Linked DNA regions of Homo sapiens: region 1 is linked to region 2. The links are chromatin loops, found by intact Hi-C in ENCODE. Cell type or tissue: PC-3. All regions are shown on one strand. Links, peaks and the distances in the headings refer to the core of each region. The heading gives the core; the rest is flanking DNA. Region 1 overlaps TTC3 (tetratricopeptide repeat domain 3). Region 2 has its middle 11 kb from the start of HLCS.

The links. Hi-C counts contacts between places; a loop is a spot of excess contacts. Peaks named below come from ENCODE experiments on the same cell type or tissue, not always from the same donor. Only the 100,000 strongest peaks of a DNase experiment are listed, where the experiment ranks them.
Region 1: a loop joins it to region 2, with 6 times the contacts of the local background. A loop is called at or near these places in 39 of 110 quality-filtered maps.

What each region holds. Positions count from the first base shown.
Region 1 is chr21:37,085,945-37,088,864 of GRCh38, forward strand. TTC3 (tetratricopeptide repeat domain 3) reads left to right here. Exons shown (of 46, transcript NM_001330683.2): 2 at 1,303-1,457; 3 at 1,889-1,931; 4 at 2,252-2,402; 5 at 2,855-2,920. The coding sequence starts at 1,314. Among named protein-coding and RNA genes, the nearest start is that of TTC3, 14 kb to the left of the region's middle. In PC-3, for the core only: a CTCF peak has its summit at 1,376; a DNase peak (open chromatin) is centred at 1,387.
Region 2 is chr21:36,975,745-36,978,664 of GRCh38, forward strand. It overlaps a transcript of HLCS not described here. Among named protein-coding and RNA genes, the nearest start is that of HLCS, 11 kb to the left of the region's middle. In PC-3, for the core only: a CTCF peak has its summit at 1,440 (motif pointing right); a DNase peak (open chromatin) is centred at 1,467; H3K4me3 peaks cover 985 bases; H3K27ac peaks cover 1,365 bases.

The sequences.
Region 1 (2,920 bases), core at 143-2,642, 110 kb after region 2:
GAGCAAATTACTTGATTTAAGTGAGCATTTTCCCATCTGTACAGTGGAGATAACGATAATTGTGCCTGCTAAGAAGAATTGCTGTGAAGATTAGTGAAATAATGCATGTAAAACATTTGGTACAGTATGTGACACATAGTACAAATAGTTTGCTAGGAAGATTGTTATTATTCTTCACTTGTGATATTGTGAAGTTTTCATACAGCAAATTGGACATCATGAGATGGATTGATTAAATAAATAGATTTGAACTTCAAGGACTGGTAGTGTTCTTGCTTTGGAAAGAAGAAACTTGGTTTATCCTAATAATAGTAGGATAATAATGGTGAAGTGATAGGTACAAGTAATAGTGTTTATGATGCGCTGGTGATGATAGGAAAAGAAAGCCATTATATGGGCAAGAGCTAGAAGTAATAAAATGGTGCATTTTTCAGTGATGTTTGGCCTATGTAGCTATTCTCTGATAACTATAAAAATCCTTATTATTGAAGATTCTTCAGGAAAAAAAACCCTTAGTCTGAAACTTTACCACCAATCCCCCTTGCCCCCCATTGAAATACGTATTTTTAAAACATGGCTTTTGATAATGTGAGGGTTTTTTCCTTTTTGCGATTTAGCAGTGCTGATTGTGTATTGCAGTAGTTGTGAGAGCATTAGAAGCAGCAGTCGATAGGAGGATGGAAGGTCTGGATGCCGCCTTGGGGAGTTAGGAGATTGGCAGACTTACCCTGTACCACTCTAGCCCTACTCCTTTGCCCAAGACAGAAACACACTGAGATGGATAGGAGAATATGAGCAGTTGATAGGAAAGTTCTCAGTGGAGTCAGGATTTAGGTTAGGCCAGGAGATTGAGAATATAACAGTTTGTGTATGATGAAATGGCATATTTCACAGAATGCAGTAAAAGCAGGTAGGGTACAAGTGCAGCAACAGGAAGATGTCTTTTCTTCATTCAGCAAACACTTATTTGAGAGCTTACCATGTGCTAGGCACATACAAAGATAAATAAGATGCCCTTGATGATCCTCTATTTAAAGGAGACATGTAAACAGGTTAACTTAGAGTAGAGATGGTGAATATGTGAACCTGAGGAAAGGAAGAAATAGATTAAATTATCTGGAGAGAGAGGAAAAGTCAGCAGAATGGGGACGAGAATCTTTCGGAGCTCAGTGTTCTGATAGGAGTTATTTCCTTGGGCATAGGTTCCAAGTATTTTTCTAATATACCATAGAAGCCAGGAAAACTTTCTTCTGTTATCTCAAATGATTTAATTACTGACTTGAGTTTGTGTTGTCTCCTTAGACTTGTGCACCATGGACAATTTTGCTGAGGGAGATTTCACTGTGGCGGATTATGCCTTGTTAGAAGATTGCCCTCACGTGGATGATTGTGTCTTTGCTGCTGAATTTATGAGCAATGATTATGTTCGTGTGACTCAGCTTTACTGTGATGGGGTGGTAAGTAGGTTTGCTAATTTTTCATTTTTGACATTGTGTATTGAAGGTTTTCTGGTTTAGGGCTATCTGAGTAAAGATGTTTTTGTGGTACGTGCGTTTTGACAGGGAGGTACACATGCTGTTGAAAAGTTGATTTGAGAAGGGAAAGTAAGCACTGGCTCAAAAATAAGATTGTGGAGTGCCAGAGAATGAGTGGTGGCAAAAGGTGGTTTTCTGACAGGGCATAAGAAAAGCTCTTGGGGAGAGCCATAGAAGCAAACTCAGGTAATACTGTAAAACGGGTCTCAAATTAAGACTCTTTGGCTGAAGATGTGTTTGAAGCATATAAATAAATGCCCACTGAAAGTTCTTTGGTTAGTTCTGATAATCCTTAGATTAAAAATCAAGAACATTTTACTAGACACAAATCAAAATAATTTTCTTCTTTTTAGGGTGTGCAATATAAAGATTATATCCAAAGTGAGAGGAATTTGGGTGAGTACGTTGGTATTTTTAATGTTAATTTATGGAAAGACTACAAAGGGAGGTCCATCCATCCTGTCATAGCAATACAACAGATTTATATGCCTTTTAAAAATGTATTCTTACTAGTTTTTCACTAGAAATCAGAACTTTTCTTTGTTAAAATAGAGTTTTTGCCAGCACTTAAATATTCTTAACATTTAACAGGCTAGAATACTTCATTCATTCATTTCTTCCCTCTCCATATCCATTTTTGCCTTTTTACTATTAAGTGTTGATTCATTAAAAAAATGAGGCACAAACATTAATTTTAAACTTTTTTTTTAATTAAGAATTTGACATCTGCAGTATATGGTGTAGTAAACCAATTTCTGTCCTGCAAGATTATTGCGATGCCATTAAAATAAACATCTTCTGGCCACTTCTGTTTCAACATCAAAACAGTTCCGTAATATCACGATTGCATCCCTGTGTGGACGCCAAGTAAGTTACTATATGTTGCTCATTTTGTGTGGACAGTGATAAACATGTTACCCAATACCAAGAAATGCAAGTTCAATGGAAGGCTTATGTCTTATTCTTGTATGCTGCTCAACGTTTGTGTAATAGGGTGGAAAAAACAAATACTTGAGATTTGGATATGAATGAATAATTGTAACATAATCAGTGAAATTCTGAATAGTACTAGATGGTAGACTGGAAGCTGAGTCAGGAGGAATTAACATGGGTGTTTATAAGTATCAGTGTTATAGTGCAGAAGAGAGGAAAAAGATACAGTATTTTGTTCATTTAATAAATAGCTTAGTTATTGTTACCTAGAGTGAAGAAAAAGAGAACTTATTTTTTAATGGTTTGAGATATATAGCTAAGCATAAAGTTCAATGAATTTGTATATATGAGAATCTAATCTTTTAAAAAATAAATTTGTCTTTAAGCAATTCACGTGCTTCTGAGATAAATTTGAAGAAACTACAACATCTTGAGTTGATGGAAGATATTGT
Region 2 (2,920 bases), core at 315-2,814:
CCTGGGCAACAGAAGAGACCCCATCTCTAAAAAGAAAAGAAAAAGACCTTCCATTGGACCCACCTAACCGGGTCTCCCTCATTGGCAGCCATTCACTTATTCCACGTTCATTCTGCACCTCCTGCACACGAGGTGCTATGCCAATTACTGGATACATTTAATCCCTCAACAACTCTGCATGGTGACCATTATTGTCCCCATCTTGCAAAGGAAGAAACTGAATTTTAGAACAGTTGAATTTTAGAACTTGAGCTCCCATAATTAGGTGGGGAAACTGATGTTTGAATTTGTGTCCTTTTGGCCCCAAAGTCCTTCTCTGGATAAACTAGGCAACCAAGAGCAAAGAATGCTCTATACCCGACAAAAATAGAAATGAAACTCAAGATCCAAGACGCAAGAGTGGCAGAAGGTTCAAGGTGCACCACTGCCAGCCCTGACAGCCTTTGTATCCAGGTCAGTTGAACAGGCCGGGATTGTCCCCAACTTGGACACATCTAAAAAGCTGCAGGTGGGATGTCATCAAAATCACCTGGGAAAACAACCTGCTCTGAAAACAGAGGCATGATCCAAAAGACAAAGAGGTTTGTGATACCCTTTCTGTACAATAGCTGACTATCAGTAAGTCATTACTGTTTTAAGGAAGTCAGTCACACACACACACACACGCATACACACACAGAAAAATACAAGTTAGCTGGGCGTGGTGGTGTGCACCTGCAATCCCAGCTACTCGGGAGGCTGAGGCAGCAGAATCATTTGAACCCGGGAGGCAGAGGTTGCAGTGATCCAAGATTGCATCACTACACTCCAGCCTGGGCAACAGAGCCAGACTGTCTCAAAAAATAAATAACAATAATAATAATAATGTTGCACCAATGTCAGTTTTGGTAAATCCATGGTTGTGTAAGATGTTAGCATTAGAGGAAGCTGGGTGAAGTTTCAAAGAACTCTCTGTACTATTTCTCTTTTGTAAGCCTAAAATTATTTCAAAATAATAGGTGATAAAAATTAGAAGGTGACATTCCACTGAATTTCATCAGCACTCCTTTTTTCCCCTCTTCCGAACCAGCCATGTGATCTTAAGCAAATTATCTCATCTCTCTAGGTCACAGTTTTTCAACTTAGGAAAAAAAAAGAGGGACACAAGCCAGATCATCTCTAACTTCCCCTCCATCTCTCAAATTCTGTGGTCCTCGTACATTTACAATATGATGCAATCTACAAACATTTGATATTGGTGCTCTCTTATTCACCTTCATATCCCTGGTATTTAGCATTGTGCCTATACATAGTAGGTGCTCACTGAAAGTTTTTGCAACTACCTCAAAAACTGAGGTTCATACCTCAGTTTGTAAAGTGACGTAGAACTGCTAGCTCTTTTACCTAGTTGACCACTAGAGAGCGAAGCGGTCACAAATTTTTTCTCTGTTAAAAGCAAATTTATCTTCGTCCAGCAGAGGGGAGTGGTCCTTTATATTTCAGGCATGTAAAAATCAGGTCCTGGTTGGGCGAAGGGAGAAATCTGTGAGCAGTTTCCTGCCTATCAGACAGGCCCTCCAGAGGGGTGATCAGTACCATAAGCTTCCAGGTAAGCACATGGGGCCACTGCCCCCACCCTCCAAAACACCCTCAAAAGTCTAAACCACCTCAATGGATGGGAGATTGCTCTGCAAATGGGGGAGCCCCACTCCTAATATGTTCATCATTGTCTTCCTAACAATCGTGACTCATTTCTTGAACAAATGTTTCACTTTTAAAGGGTTTGCACAGAGGCAGCTTTAAGAGGTCAAATAAATGAATGTGGAAAGAAATTAAAACTTTTACAACCACATGAAAAAGGCATTAGCCAGTCATCCTGCCCAGCAGCCCAATATTGAGCCTGTGTGAGTTGCCGTTTGTGTAGTGAAGCAATAGAGGCCATGGTCTGGAATCAGAAACCCTGGGTTCAGATACTGCCTCTGACCCCCCAACTCCCCAACAAAATGCACACATTCAGTGGCCATGTGACCAGGGCAAATGCCTCTCGTTCCACAGCTCCAATGCAGGAATAATAATAGCATCCACCTGGTGTGGGTGGGCGGGTTCACAGAGAACAGCCACACAGGCTAAGAGTGCAGACTATTGTGACCCAGCAACTGCCCACCTGGGCAGAGTGAACAGGAAGGGAATAGAAGGGCAACGCGCTTTCACTTCATCCTCATGAGCGCTCTTCGTGGGGAAACTATTACACAAAGTCGGGGTGGGGAGTTCCTTCCCAGTAAATCGAGTTGCCTTTTTCAGGCACGGAAAAGCCCATCTGCCTGAATTTTCCTCAACTGGTCAATCATGGTGCCAGAAATCCCAACCACTTGAAGTGCTCCTTCAGGTTAAGTTACTTTATCTGCCAACTGTGTTAGTTTAAACAAGTCAGTTTCCAAGTCCTACGCTGCTGCTTTTATCATCCCATTAATTTATAAAACTAAGAATAGGGGCCAAACGCGGTGGTTCATGCCTGTAATCCCAGCACTTTGGGAGATCAAGGCGGGTGGATCACCTGAGGTCAGGAGTTCGAGACCAGCCTGGCCAACATGGTGAAACCCCATCTCTACTAAAAATACAAAAAATTAGCCAGGCATGGTGGTGCAACGTAGTCCCAGCTGCTCAGGAGGCTGAGGCAAGAGAATCACTTGAATCCAGGAAACAGAGGTTGCAGTGAGCCAAGATTGTGCCACTGCACTCCAGCCTGGGCGACAGAGCAAGACTCCCACCTCAAACAAAAAAAAAAAAAGAAAATTAAGAATAGGACCCCACAGTGTGGGAAGGAGGCTGGAAGCGTCCTGATTAAACTGCAGCCTGAGGACTGCTGGGTGGGATCCTGTAGAGCACACTGAGCCCTGAGAAGGGGGCAAGAAGAGCCCCAGGGTGCAAGGCCAGAGACTAG